2 separate regions of the Homo sapiens genome follow, and region 1 is linked to region 2. A link is an interaction called in ENCODE POLR2A ChIA-PET data of the cell type or tissue named here. Cell type or tissue: Panc1. All regions are shown on one strand. Links, peaks and the distances in the headings refer to the core of each region. The heading gives the core; the rest is flanking DNA. Region 1 holds the start of LOC105379034 (a long non-coding RNA gene). Region 2 has its middle 34 kb from the start of ENC1.

What was found. Peaks named below come from ENCODE experiments on the same cell type or tissue, not always from the same donor. Only the 100,000 strongest peaks of a DNase experiment are listed, where the experiment ranks them.
Region 1: POLR2A ChIA-PET joins it to region 2 with 6 read pairs; 2 of 35 experiments call an interaction of 5 or more read pairs at or near these places.

What each region holds. Positions count from the first base shown.
Region 1 is chr5:73,942,256-73,950,204 of GRCh38, reverse strand. It overlaps LOC105379034 (a long non-coding RNA gene), which reads right to left and starts at 4,107. Exons shown (of 4, transcript XR_001742745.1): 1 at 2,708-4,107. In Panc1, for the core only: a CTCF peak has its summit at 4,511 (motif pointing left); a DNase peak (open chromatin) is centred at 4,494.
Region 2 is chr5:74,602,885-74,610,833 of GRCh38, reverse strand. No RefSeq gene overlaps it. Among named protein-coding and RNA genes, the nearest start is that of ENC1, 34 kb to the left of the region's middle. In Panc1, for the core only: no CTCF peak of the experiment used is centred there; no DNase peak of the experiment used is centred there.

The sequences.
Region 1 (7,949 bases), core at 1,999-6,998, 660 kb after region 2:
AATTCTGTCCTCTATAAGCTACCCAGTCTATGGTATTTTGTTTTAACAGCCAAAAGACTAAGACAGCGAAATGGTGGATCATGTCTACAGCATGATAGCAACTGGGCAATTGGGTACTTTTGGCCTCATACTAACATATGGAAGGACAAAATGGAAGGAAAATGGTAGTTTGTTTAAGTATACTGAAGTGACTTCAAACAGTGTGCGTATACAAACAAGTATGGATGAAGGCACACACACACAGAGAATACATACTAATGTCTGCCAAATATAAAACACTTCTCGAAATTTGATGATTTAGAGGGAAAGTGGATTTTCTTCTTGAATTAACTCCCTGTGCTGGCTCTGGTTTTATTGGTTTCAAGCTTTCCATTGTTGCTCTTTTCCTAAAGCATTTAACAGATGTCCCTTCAAAGGCATTGAACCACTGCTGTTGTTTTTTCTCTCACCCCAATTTCCTTTTCAGTTCACAAAGTACCCAGAATATACTTTCTCCTGTATCTATATGTGGTGGGGAGAAAGAAAAGGCAAACAGAATTATATTTAATAAGTCACTTTTCTTATTAATACCCAGAGATGTAAAAATCAATCACAGTTGATTCAAATGGCAAATACTACTTTCTGTAGCCTCACTAAATGCTTTCTCCGATGAGATAAATGGACATAATCCTCAAATGACAAGAAACATGGAATATACAACAGATTTAACAGTCATGTTTAAGGGTGAGTGAACTTTAGGTCGCAGTTGTAGAGGACAATGCGGAAATGAAGATGCAGACTTAAGTTTTCTCCCCAGATAGTGATAAATTCACATTGATCCAATTTGTCCCTGTTTCCCTGTCTCTATGGCTCTTAATAGCACAACCAAAAGATGTCTGATTTCTAAGATGGAAGAGTGCTGCCTGCAGCCTTCACCTAGTTGTTTTTTGTTTGTTTGTTTGTTTTGTTTTGTTTTAAACTGCCCCATTCATAGACTGAAACCCTCACAGAATCAGGCTGTAATTAGTGACATGTAGAGACATGGCAAGACTGGGAAAACTTATGTCTGTGGATGTGCCTGACTCCTTAGAGGTGTAGGAGTTTGACGAGACACATGCTTTAGTTGAGAGTGTGCTCTTGCACACACCACCACACACACACATACACAAACACTTGACCTCCCAGGCCACGCAATTCCCCATTGCATCATTACTTTCTAACTCATCCTGCATAGTCTGTGGGTGGGAAGAGGCCAAATTTGGGCCACCAGGACACAGTCCACCAGGAAACAAAGTACCTCTGTGATGCTTTTTGATTCAGACAACCCCACCTCCACAGCTGCGAGACAAACAAAAAATGATCATGCTTCAAAAGCTACCAGTTCAAGCAAAACTGCTGCCAACCCAGCAGAAAAGCCTTTAGACATTTTTAAGCCATTAACTACTTCCTGCCAACCAGGAGGCTATATGGGGACACCACTCACTGGGGCCACTAAGCAGGATTCCAATGGAACCTAATCTGCTGAATTCAGACCTAAACCTCATGTTACTATATTACTTAAGAGAAAATAGAAATACAGTGTTTTAAAAAGCAAAAGATTTAGTTCAAACTGAAACAAATATTCTCCAAATTAAACTCAAACCAGACTGATGTTTCATTCACTTTCCAGTCTTAAAGGCATTCCCATGACAATTTCTCCTTGGCAGTTGCGCAGCCAGTGTCTCTCTTGGCTATCAATTCGCTGATGACAATACTACCAGGGGGCTGGACAACTAATAGAGCTCCAGTCTGCAAACTTGGCCTTCCTGCCAGGCAGCTTAAAAACCATTTACACAGTCCAGTTTGACTTTCGAGTGTTCAGAGAGATGGGTCGTTTGAACTCACTGATCCAAGAACATGTTTTTGTATATTCCTGGGCCTATCATAAATCAGACCAAAAAAGAAAGAAAGGTTGGACTGCTTGGCCATTTCAAGCAATTATTCTGTCTGGCATGGGTGGAGGAGAAAATAGAGTAGTGTCAGCAGAGTTATCAGCAGTTAGTTCTACTGAAGAAAATGTCACATGTCCGGTGCCAAGCACGTCTGACTGCTTTGTCTCGGATTGTCTCTATTTTTCTTTCTCTCTCACGTACACACATACCCTCTTTAATTACTAACAGAAAATAGTGCATTCTGCACACTTCACATCTGTTCAAGCCTTAATTAATCCAACTCTCATAGTCTCCATAGCAACGATGCTTAACAGGCTCAGATTCCACATTAGAAAACCTTCCTCTAAGTGAGTGACTCAAAATATGGCCATTACAAAAATGTTTACATTAATTCTGTGTCAGATATAATAAGAAATTTGCATGGAGGGAGTTTGGATGGAAAGATGGAGTTGTATGATCACATTCAGCTTCATCATAGTAAAAACTGCCCCAAACTAGGAACAGAAGTTAACATTAATTTTCTAAGCTATTGCAAAAAAAAAAAAGAAAAGAAAACATAATCCCATTACTACCTTTATGTTACTAGCAATTCCTGTGCTACGGAAGATTAACGACCACAGTTGCCTCGATGGAGCACACAGTTACTGTTCGTAGGGTAGCAAGAAGAAACGCAAGTGTTTTTAAAAAAAAAAAAAAAAAAAAAAAAAACTCTTCAGGAGGTGTGTTTCCTGAGCTATGGCTCTACAGACCTTAATTAAAAGCCTATTGTCCTTTGCTGGCACCTGCCAGCATCTTACCCAAATCAGAGCTTGTCAGCAGCAGAGAGGTGGACCAAGGCTTTCCAAGGAGGCTGTGAAGCTGCCACGGGAAATGTCAAGCACATTTCTAAGAGCCTGTTTTAGCTCCGTGGCCAATGCAGATGCTGTCGTTCATGCTGGCTATGTTTGTGTTTATATTTGAAGCTGTTATGTTAGAGATTGTAAAAATAAGCACTGGCAACTATGCAGAAAACCTGCTCAGACATTATACAGGGTGTGAGGGGCTGGGGCGAGTAGTGGTAAAGAGAGCATGAAAAAATGAAGCCAGGCATTTACCCCCAAATGGCATTTCAGCCCATACCCGCTTCCATCATTAAATGTTTAACTTGGGTTGCTAACAAGAAGTAAACCATTCATCAGAGTTCTAGCTGCTTTCTCCCTCACTGTTTCCTTCTATGAATAGGCAAACAACCCAAAACCAGCTCAGGAGAGAAAGAAAAGAACTTAGACACACTCTTGAGTAAGTAAAAATACATGTTAGGAGACAAATCAGATCTCATTTATGAAATAAAATGGAGACACTCAATTGAGCTTCTGAACAAGAAGAGAAGGTTTTTCATACTTTCCCTAGGGACTGAAATTGTGTGCCCTAGGAGACAGTTTAACCCTGGATTGCCTGGAGACAGAGCCAAGTTAAATTTATTGCCAGACCTATGCATAAAAAAGGGGAAGGTGGAAATTGGGGCTCTTCCAGAAATAAGGAACAGTTCTCTAATGTAACTATAGAATCTAGTGAAATTAGCAAAGAAAATATAATCCTGTGTTCGTACCAAGTTCATTCTTTCTCCTTGGGCAATTGTTATGAGACCCATAGCTGCTGGTAGTATCTAAAACCTTTGACTTTCTGCCATTCAAAGAGTAGACAACTAGGATTCAAATAATGGCATGTTGAAGTTTCTCAGCCATGAAGCTTCTACAGAACCACTGAACCATGGTCCCTTGTTACTTCACCCAAAACGATGTTCAATCATCAACTCGAGCTGACTGCTTTGAACTCACCAGCCAGAGGCAAAGAAATGTAATGGATCAGAGTTCTAGTTCTAGTTCTGACGACCCTTTGATCTCTGATTTCCAAAGACTCTTGTTCATCCTCTCATCCAATAAGTAGCATGAAGCTCTTACTCTGAGCCCAGCATCCTAACAGGCTTTGATCTTCGACATCTCTCAGCACGGGAAAATGAGCTGGACAAAACCAAAGTAGCGATGCCCTAGCTACTTCGATTCTTGAGCATGCCCAAGCCTGCCTTCTTTCTACCCCTATCCCCAGCATATAACAACTGCTCTCATTTTTAGAGTGCTGACTGTATGCCGTTTACTGCACTGGGCTTCTTCAAGTAGTTCACAACAGCCCTGCAAGACATGGCTATTGTTATTATTTTTTATTTATTTATTTATTTATTTATTTTGAGACGAAGTCTCGCTCTTGTCCCCCAGGCTGGAGTGCAGTGACACGATCTCGGCCCACTGTAACCTCCGCCTCCCAGGTTCAAGCAATTCTCCTGCCTCAGCCTCTCGAGTAGCTGGGACTACAGGCACCTGCCACCATGCCTGGCTAATTTTTGTATTTTTAGTAGAGACGGGGTTTCGCCATGTTGGCCAGGCTGGTCTCGAACTCCTGACTTCAGGTGATCCGGACATAGCTATTATTATCCTCATTTCATAGGTAAGCAAACCTAGCTCAGAAGCAAGGTTGCAGGATTGTACAACTCCATAAGTTTCCACTCACGTTGGAATCTACGCGTATGTGTGCTCCAGAGCATGAATAGTGCCCCCTGGTGGTGTGCAACCCTGTGGCCCTGGGGGAGATCCAGTAAGTAGGGCCCAAGTCTGTTTGGCTTTTCCATATTTTTTTGCTGCCTGTCTCACATTGGTAGAGGGACATCTGTGCATGAGAGGCAGTCAGGAAAGAAAAGAGCAAACTCTGCATGTCAATCAAGATAATTCTGGAATCTTCCATGTGTTCCCCTCCTTTTTTTCTTTTCCATGCTCCACTCAGCCCTAGGTGGTAGATTAAAACAGGGAGCTATGGGTAGCATCAGGGTTGGGTAAAAAATAAAGCAGAAGAGGTACATGAGCCTGTCTCTTTTTTTCTCCACTTACAATCTTGCCTTGTGGGTTATCATGCAAGTCATCAATCCACCCCTTAGCGGTACACTTAGGCATCCTCTTGGTCCCCTCTGTTCCAATAAGCATCTTCAGGTGATCCCAGGACCCCTTTTACTCTTAGTTTCTTGTGGCGTGGGATCAAATAGGAAGATATCCAATTCCCCATTTGACCAGAACCTACATTGCTTTATGGAAGAGGTGGATGTGGAAAGGTGAGGGGATGAGAGGGCATTTGGTTACACTTTAAGAGCATAGCATCCCAGGAAGGAGTCCGCTATTGCTCCATAGCCTGGAACCTGATCAGTTCCAACGAGGGCAGGGGTGGACTTCCACATTTCCCCACTTCTTATATAGAGTGCTTGAAAGAGGCAGAGATAGATGGACATTCTCATTGGACACCTTAATCTAGAGGGGAGGAAATCATTCTGGGTATCTCCAAACGTATGCCACAGTCTCTCATGTCTTTTGTTTCAAACCTCCAGACTTTGGCTCAGGTTTCCCTCTGTCTTAGTCCATTTTCTGTTATGATAACTGAATATCTGAGACTGGGTAATTTATTTCAAAATGTTACAATCTTACAGTTCTAGAGGCTGGGAAGTCCAAGAGCATGGTGTTGGCATCTGGGGCCTTCTTTGCTTTGTCATAACATGGCAGAATGTATCATATGGCAAGAGGGCAAGAGCATGCATGTCAGCTCAGGTCTCTCTTCCTCTTCTTAGAAAGTAACCAATCCCATCATGGGGGCCTCACTCTGACCTTATCTAATCCTAATTACCTCCCAAAGACCTCACCTTCAATCAATTAAAAATTCTGGGATTAAGTTTCCAACAAATGAAATTTGAGGACATATTCAAACCATAGCATTTTCCTTGCTTAGAATGTCTTTCCCTACTCCTGCTCTTTATCCTTCCAGCCTCAAGCATCTTCTTCTTTAGAACAACTCCCTCCATTTCACGTATTACTAGGCCCCAATGTGCTCTTCCTGTGAGCTCCTATAGCAACTTGTACTTCTCTATATAATTATTGGCACCTCTCTACTTTAGGATCATCTGTTCATGTGTTAGTCTTCTCCAATAGCTTGCATACTTATTAATCTTTATTTTGTCCCACACAGATTGCTTGGCCTTTAGCGGACCGTCAATAAATGTTTACTGAATACATGAGTTAAGAGGAGATTTAGAAATGCAAATAAGTTGAAAGCTAACTTTCAACTTACCTAACTTTCCCCAGTCTTACGTCTAGCAATCTCCAGACACTTGAATTTTCTATTCACTTTTTCTGGCTATGCGGAAGAAATCTGCCTAAAGACTGGGACTAGGCTGAGCAATTATTAACAGATTTTTAAAATAATATGATAATAATGGCTAGCATATATTAAGTGATTAGTATATCCCAAGCTCTATTCTAAGCATATTGCATATATTAATAATTTAATTCTTGCAACGATTCCATAAGGTAGTCATCCCTGTTTTATAAATAAGGAAATGGAAACAGAGCGAGGTGAAGTAACATGCCAAGGACACACAACGAGTTAGTGGCAGATGTGGATCCAGAATCCATACTTTCAATTTCTATGCTCTGCTGCCTCTCAATGAGAGAGATACAGAGGTTGGACATTAACAATCTCAGGTTGGTTCTCAGTTTGAAAGTAGCTCATGTATTCCTAGGTCACAGGAAGAAATACATATTCCTCTCCACTTCTTTGTCACCCCATGATGTAATTATGCTCACATTCTTCACCTTACATAACTCACACACACAGCAAGTCCTCTGTGCCAAGGGCTGTTACCCTTTTCTTAATGAATAGGGCTTCAACTGTGAGTGGGCTGGGAAGTGTTGCACGATTCCAGGAATTATGTAGTCCTGATGAAATGCAGAGTAGCTTGGACTCTAAATGAAATGATGAATAAATTCATGCAGCCTGGAAGGGACAGAGCAAAAATATTGCTTTTCTTTCTAGGACAGATCTCTAAAGGAATGAGTGTTTCCTTTAAGCTCTTAACTTGGTGAGAAAAATAGGTCCTTTTGGGGAAACCCATTTATGATCCTGAAAAATAGGGTGGTCATCTCTTAAGATTAGTAAATTTGTGCTAGAGTCACTCTGTGACTCTGTCTTGAGACCTTAGTCTGTTTGGGCTACTATAACAAAAGACCATAAACTTGGTGTATTACACACAATAGAAACTTATTATTTCTCACAGTTTGGAGGCCAGGAAGTCCAAGGTCAAGGCACCAGCAGATTCCATGTCTGGTGAGGGCCAACTTCCTGGTTCATAGAAGGTGTCCTCTTGCTGCATCCTCCACATGGCAAAGGGGCAAGAGAGCTCTCTAGTGCCGCTTTTATAAGGGCACTAATCCCATTCATGAGGGCCCCATCCTTATGCTCTACTCACCCCCTAAAGGTCCACCTAATAATCAATGCATTGGTGATTAGGTTTTCAACATACAAACCTGGGGGGGATATAAACATTAAGACATTCAGACCATAGCAGGATCTGAGCTCATTACATAGTGGGGACATGGTGAAAAGGAAGAACTTATCATCAAGAAAGCTTTGAAATGTAGTTATATGCCATTGAAAAGTCATCATATTAAATAAGAGAATTGCCCAGAGGAACCTATGAATATAGGTACTTAAAAAATGCTCTGGCTTTCCCAGAGGAACTGCATGCAGACCTGTTTTGCAGGTCTTGAAAATCCAGAGCTCACACATTTTTAAAGAAAGAAAGAACCCCATGAGGATTTTGAACATCTTAACATATTTTCACTATTTCTATATATAATTTCATGAAGAAAGGAAAGATATTTATAGTTATTGGAGAAAGGATTTAGACTGAAATATCTGCATGCTTTTCATTCAAGAGATATAGGATCCTGGACTAGACTTTATTGAAGAAAGAGGAAAGACAGATATTTCTAGATGTCTTTAGGAATGGGAGATACATGTTGTAATTGAAGAGTTCAGCTTAGAGGTGAAGTGATTGAATAGAAGTTTAATAAGTTATATCCATTCTGTGAAAAGATCAGTCACCGAATTTTTAATGTAATTGTTACAAAAATAGCCAGCTAAAGTCAGAAAAAGACTGCCCCCAAAAGGGGCTTTTAAAAAAATTAG
Region 2 (7,949 bases), core at 1,203-6,202:
ATGGAAGCAGGCTTGGGCAGAGGGAAAAGTTGGGTCACGCTGCCATGCAATTCCACACGACCCAGCAGATCCCACAGGGAGCTCTGGAGCAGATTGCTCTTGTAGAATTGTGCCTAATTGGGGCCTTATTATCCCCCAGTGACCAGTAAGTGGATGAGGGCTCCTCCTATGGAGGAGTCATGGGGCAGGACCTTGGAAGAGGCAGCCTTTTTCAGACAGGAGCAATTGTGGGGAGTTGGTGGTGACCCTAAGCCCTGGCTGCTCACGATCAGTGCTCTCAGCTGCTAGGGAGGTCCTGAAGTGGGGATCTCAGTGGGGCCCGCAGGGTCCAGCACAAACTAATAAAAAGGAAAAATAAAAGGAAAGTAATTTATAATAAAAGTGTGCATATTTTTGGCATGGCCAAACTAAAAGACAGTTCTAAGTCCGATACCACTATTTGTAATGAATTAGTTTGAGCTTCACAGAAGTAAGACAATACTCAACTGAATATTGTCAACACTTTTTCTTTATATTTGACATTTTGAAATAAAGGCAAGGTAAGTACATTCGTATCGATATACAAAATGTGACATTACATATGCAGACCCATGCCTTGTTCTCAGAGATTTACTGAAAGGCTGGTCAATTTCAAACAAAACAAAGTATTTACACACAATGGTTGCGTTCTTGAAAAAGTCAATGTGTATTAAAACTGTTAAAAATACCTTGTGTGTATATGTTAAATGGAGTTAGATATATGGCTCAGATAATTATATCGTGTGTTTTTTCACTTCCGTGATTGGACATTTTAAATGTGGGCAGAAGTTAGGGAAATTTGTCATGGGGACCATATCCCACACGTTGCAGGGTGTTTACTGCCTCTGGCCCCACCCACTAAACGCTAGTGGTGCCTCCCCATCAGTGTGACAATCAAATCCTCCCACAAATTTCCATATGGCTCCAGGGGTATATCTTTTCATTTAAGAATTGAGTTAGTCAATCCTCTGCTTCTCAAGAATTTTTAAAGCAAAGTTTTTTAGGCAACCTCCATAGGTCTCCATTTCAACAAAGTGGTCCAGAGTAAGGAGGCTACACGGTGGCCATATGACCACATAGTGGACACCAAAGTCACACCTGGGTTCCTGCAGTCTTGAGTTCTGGCTTCTCTGGCCCTCCCGTAAGTCCTGGGGATGTAGCTCTCAAGTGTTTGAGCCCCAACTACGTTATCAAATTCACTATCAGATTCATCAATGACTGCCTCATTCACTGACTAACATTTGGGAACAGCTGTGTGCATCTTGAGATCCTTTACTCGGTAGGGTTTTTCTTGTCCACTATGTCTGCCCTCTTGCTTCTTGCTGTGACAAAGCTTACTCGGCTTACTCTTGCTGAGAATTTGCATTTAGAAGAGATGGATGTATTTTATCTGTGCAGCTGAATAACATACAGACAAATGAGTCACACATGGTCAAATTTCAGGAGAAAACAGAGGACTCCTGGGGGAAATAAATCTATCATACCTGTGTAAATATAAGCAGGGAAAATGGTTTCTCGTGAGCTTGATTTGAACCACATTAGTTGGGCAAATTCCATATTTTCTTTCCCCCCACCCCAATCTCTGTAGGCTCCAGCAAATACAGCAGATGTAACCCACCTGACAGGAATGATGAGGAATGTCAGACTGAGAACGAAGGAAACGAATTAGAGAAGGGGAAAGATTTCTAAACTGATTTAAAATACAAGACAATAGCAATGCCAGTTCAAAAATTGACAGAGAGCCTCTAATGTGAATGATTTTTATACAGAATGTTTTATGCTAATTCAGAGGTTAGGATTTCATCTTAAAGTGCTTATGCAGGCAAAACTGACACCAATGATGGTTCAGACTGCATAAGGGATTTCAAGACTCTGGAAATGACTGCCTGAGCCTTAGAGTCATTTGCATTCAGAAGAGTCACTGAAGATGGATGTGCTTTATCTCTGCACCTGAATAACATACAGACAAGTGTTAGTCTTTGTTTATGAATATTTTCCATTACCCCTCATTTTCCAACATATGGCAAACATTTCTTATTGTTTTGCTCCATCCCCTCTTCAACACTCTGCCAGAAACAGCTGGCACATATCTTTTAATGTTTTTACTGATGACTTTTCTGATGCTCTGGATTTCTTCTTGTGATTGGAGTGAAAAAATTATTGATCTACCAAAGACATTAGTTCATGGTTGCTGAGATGCCCGAGTGTTTTTTAAATGAATAATCAATCACATTGCTGATTTCACCTCAGAAAATGGGCATCTTAGGAATTTTCAGAATTAATATTGACATAAACACCATTCTATACTCAAAGGATCGCCACATGATAATGTTCTAAATTGTGGTATTATACCTTTGTAGACTTCACTAATTCATATTTCATCAGAAAATGTGGTGCTCAAAATTGTGGGTACACAGATCATTTAACAAAACCTTGTTAAATCTGATATAGTGAAGTCTTACTAATAAAGTAGTGAAGGATATGCCATCCCAAAATATGCTGCATTGTTATATTCATTATTTTGAGTTGAAAATGTTGGAGAAATTATAGTTTCAGAAAGGGCTTGCTGACCTGTCTGTTCTTGCATGCAGCCAGCCATAAAGATTACTCCAGGAGGGGGGCCTTTCCTGTACCAGAGCAAGAAAATAGACCTTATCACCAGAAGACTGGGAATTAGGGCTGCAATGGACCCAAATAAGTAAACTTCCCAAAGTAACCCTTATCATCTACTGCTTTTATACTCTGCCATATATCTCCTAGGGACTCCCCTAGAATTTATGTCCCTGGCCAGTTCCCCTTTGTCCTGTCATTTCTTCACAAATTTATTGTTCTTTGTCTAAAAAGTATAAAAGCATCTTGCTTTGGCCATTTCTTCGGACTTCACTCTTAAAGTGGAGACCCCCGGTACATGTAAAACTAATGAAACTTGGCTGGTTGTGGCTGGCTCATGCCTGTAATCCCAGCTACTTGTGAGGCTAAGACAGGAGGATTGTTAGATTGTAGGAGTTTGAGACCAGCCTGGGCAATATAGTGAGACCCTAAAAACAAAGACAAACAAGCAAAAAATCCCCGCAAAACAAAAATGTATATGCTTTTCTCTTGCTCATCTTTCTTACGTCAGTTTGGTTCCTAGACACAGCCAAAGAGCTCACATGAGAGCTAAGAGAGAGTGGGGGTGATGGACGTGGAGGTGATCTCTCTCTCTCTCTCCTACACTAATTTCAGTTTAATTTTGATTTTACACAACTTTTCTGAGTTTCTGGAAAATAAAAGCAAATCTGAGTAAGGACTCAAGATTTTCAAAGATTTTTCAAGTGCACATTCAAGAAGCAGGGCCATCACATTTGGTGGTATAGGTTATGCATGGCACACTTGCTGACGTGATGGAGAGGCCCACTGAAACCAACATATGCAGATGAACCTGGACTCCTTGGAAGTCAGCACCTTCAGATGTCTTATATTTGTATTCTAAAACCTCCTATTGGCTGGGCGCGGTGGATCATGCCTGTAATGCCAGCACTTTGGGAGGCCGAGGTGAGTGGATCACCTGAGGTCGGGAGTTCAAGATCAGCCTGACCAACATGGTGAAACCCCGTCTGCACTAAAAATACAAAATTAGTTTGGCATGATGGCTCATGCCTGTAATCCCAGCTACTCAGGAGGCTGAGGGAGAAGAATTGCTTGAATCAGGGAGGCAGAGGTTGCAGTAAGCTGAGATAGCGCCATTGCACTCCAGCCTGGGCAACAAGAGTGAAACTATGTCTCAATAAATAAATAAATAAATAAATAAATAAATAAAACCTCCTCCCAACCTCTGTTAGATTCTCAGGAATATGTACTAATATGGACAGATACATTGTGGCAATTCTCTAGTACTTCACATGAGAGAAACTTTACTATTGGAATCCTCCCAAAGTAGGTTAAATCAAAATAAATGAATAAAAATCATAGTCAACCAGAGTAATATCGTTTGGAATAAAAGTAAAGGAGACTCAGAAACTAATTTTGAAGGTAATTGCAAATGAGGACTCTAAGAAAATGTTTTCAGTGAAATCAATGTACAACCTTCCAAGTAGTTACTTTAAAAAAACCCAAATGTCTGCTTTTTTTTCTTTTTTTTTTTTCTTTGAAATGGAGTTTTGTCCTTGCTGCCCAGGTTGGAGTGCAATGGCGCGTCTAAGCTCATTGCAACCTCTGCCTCCCAGGTTCAAGCTATTCTCTTGCCTCAGCCTCCCGAGTAGCTGGGGTTACAGGCATGTGCCACCATGCCCAGCTAATTTTTTTGTATTTTTAGTAGAGACAGGGTTTCACCATGTTGGTCAGGCTGGTCTTGAACTCCTGACCTCAGGTGATCCACCCGCCTCAGCCTCCCAAAGGGCTGGGATTACAGGCGTGAGCCACCACACCCGGCCCCATGACTGCTTTTTTTTTTTTTTTTTTTTTAAATAAAATGTTCTCATTACTTAATATTTTTATTTTACATTCAGTTTTTAATTTTCTATGCTTCTATGGACAAGAATATTTGACATCTATATGTATAATTGACACCTATAACTTCGTCAAATACTTTCTTGGGCTGGTGACTAAACCAAAGGGAATAAATTCAATTTTATCTCCTCTTTTTGCCTCTGTTTGCACATTGTGTATGCATGTATGTGCACATAGGTACACATACATATATATACACACACATGTATGTCTCCTTTATATACATGTGTATGAATAGGAGTATATACACAAAAGTATATACATGTGTATTATGATTGTATATGTACTTTTATATACACAGTCATGCATCACTTAACAACGGAAATACTTTCTGAGAAATGTGTCGCTGAGCGATTTTGTCATTGTGCAAACATCATAGAGAGTATTTGCGCAAATCTGAATGGTATACCCTACTACATAGCTAGGGTGTATGGTATAGCCTATTGCTCCTAGGCTACAAGCCTGTATAGCATGTTACTGTAGGCAAAATTGGAACACAATTTGTGTATCTAAACATAAAAAAGGTATAGTAAAAATACAGTGTTACAATCTTATACTACCACCATTGTATATGCGGTCTGTTGCTGACTGAAACATCAATATGCAGTGTATGACTGTACATAAAAAACATACATATAGAAAAGAAAAGAGGCAAGCTATAAGAACATAAGCAAGGAAAGACTATATGTCCAGTAAAAGGGTACATTGTGGTCAGTTTTAGAGTGGTTGAGTTAATTTGAGATAAAAATGAGTTGTATTTAAATAAGTATCTCAAATGAAAGTTGTATTATTTGTGTGATGGTCACAGGTCAGAATTAACATAAATGGTTCTCTATATTAAAATATTTTAAAGCAAAAACTGAGTTTTTTTTTCTTTTTCTTTTTGAGATGGAGTTTCGCTCTTGTCATCCATGTTGGAATGCAATGGCACGATCTCAGCTCACTGCAACCTCTGCCTCCTGGGTTCACGTAATTCTCCTGCCTCAGCCTCCCAAATAGCTGGGAATCCAGGCGTGCGCCACCACTCCTGGCTAATTTTTATATTTTTAATAGAAATGGGGTTTTGCTATGTTGGCCAGGTTGGTCTCGAACTTCTGACCTCGAGTGATTTACCCTCCTCGGCCTCCCAAAGTGCTGGGATTACAGGCGTGAACCACTGCGCCTGGCTGAAAAATTTTTTTAAATGATAACAGTGGGCTAATTGAAAATAAAAAGGAACATGAATATTAAAGAGAAAATCAATCTAATTAAACACATGAAAATTGTCAATTTCACAGAAATGCAAATTAAAATACTATCGTTTTTAGTTTTTTATTTTTGAAACGTTTTCTTTTTTTTTTCTTTCTTCTTTTTTTTTTTGAGCTGGAGTTTTGCTCTTGTTGCCTAGGCTGGAATGCAATGGTGCTGTCTTGGCTCACTGCAATATCCACCTCCCTGGTTCAAGTGACTCTTCTGCCTCAGCCTCCTGAGTAGCTGGGATTACAAGTGCCCGCCACCACGCCTGGCCATTTTTTTTGTATTTTTAGTAGAGACGGAGTCTCACCATGTTGGCCACACTGGTCTCAAATTTCTGACCTCAGGTGATCCGCCTGCTTCAGCCTCCCAAATTGTTGGCATTGCAAGTGTGAGCCATCGTGCCCAGCCCTATTTTGTTTTTAATTGACACATTATAATTGTACATATTTATGGGGTACATTGTGGTATTTTGATGCATATATACACTGTTATGACAATCAGTCAGGGTAATTAGCATATCCGTTATCTCAAATGTTTATTATTTCTTTCTGGTGGGAACATTCAAAATCCTCTCTTCTAGGTATTTTGAAAATATGCAATACATTGTTATTTACTATAGTCACCCTACTGTGCAATATCACACCAGAACTTATTTCTCATATCTAACTGTAACTTTGTACCTCTTCACCAACCTCTCCTCATCTCCCTTCTTTTTTTCCTCTGGTAACCACTGTTCTACTCTCTACTTTTTTTTTTTGAGACAGAATCTCTGTCACCTAGGCTGGAGTGCAATGGTGCAATCTCGTCTCACTGCAATTCCACCTCCTGGGTTCAAATGATTTTCCTGCCTCAGCCTCCCCAGTAGCTGGGATTACAGGCGCCTGCCACCATGCCTGGCTAATTTTTGTATTTTTAGTTGAGACGGGGTTTCACCATGTTCGCCAGACTGGTCTGGAACTCTTGACCTCAGGTGATCCACCTGCCTCGGCCTCCCAAATTGCTGGGATTACATGCGTGAGCCACCGCACCCAGCCTCTACTCCCTACTTCTATGAGATCAACTTTTTAAGATTCCACATAAATGAAATCATGTGGTATTTGCTCTTCTGTGCTTGGCTTATTTTACTTAATGTCTTCTACATTTATGCATGTTGTCTCAAATAAAGGATTTCATTCTTTTTATGGCTGAATAGTATTCTGTTGTGCATATATACCACAATTTTTTAATACATTCATCCATTGATGGACACTTAGGGTGATTCCATATCTTGGCTATTGTGATTAGTGCTGCAATAAACATGGGAATGCAGATACCTCTTCCACACACTGATTTCCTTTCCTTTGGATATACACCCAGTGGTGGGATTGTTGGTTCATATGGTAGTTTTATTGTTAACTTATTGAGGAACTCCATACTGTTGTCTGTAATGGCTATACAAATTTACATTCCCACCACAGTGTACAAGTTCCCCTTTATCCACATCCTCGTAACATTTGTTTATTTTTTGTCTTTTTGATAGTAGCCATTCTAACTGGGGTGAGATGATATCTCATTGTGGTTTTGGTTTGCATTTCCCCAATGCTTAGTGATATTGAGTACTTTTTCATAACCTGTTGGCCATTTGTATAACTTCTTTTGAGAAATGTCAGTCTTTTGTCCATTTTAAAGTTAGATTTTTTTTTTTTTTTTTTGCTATTGAGTTTTTTGACTTTCTTACATATTCTGGATAGTAATCCCTTTTTAGGTGCATAGTTTGTGAATATTTTCTCCCATTCTGTTGATTGCCTCACCACTCTGCGGATTGTTTCCTTTGCTGTGCAGAAGCTTTTCAGTTTGATGTAATCCTGCTTGTCTATTTCACTTTTGTCACCTGTGCTTTTGAGGTCTGATTAAAAAAATTATTACCCAGATCAATGTCATGAAGTATTTCCCCTATGTTTTCTTTTAGTAGTTTCATAGTTTGGGGTCTTATATTTAAGTCTTTAGTCTGTTTTGATTTGGTTTTTGTAAGTGGTAAGAAATTGGGGTCTAGTTTCATTCTTCTGCATGTGGAGATCCAGTTTTCCCAGCACCATTTATTGAAGACACTTCCTTTCCTCAGTGTGTTTTCTTGGTGCCTTTGTCAAAGCTCAGATAGCTTTAAATGCATGAATTTATTTCTGGGTCCTCTATTTTGTTGCATTGGTCTGTGTCTGTTTTTCTGCCAG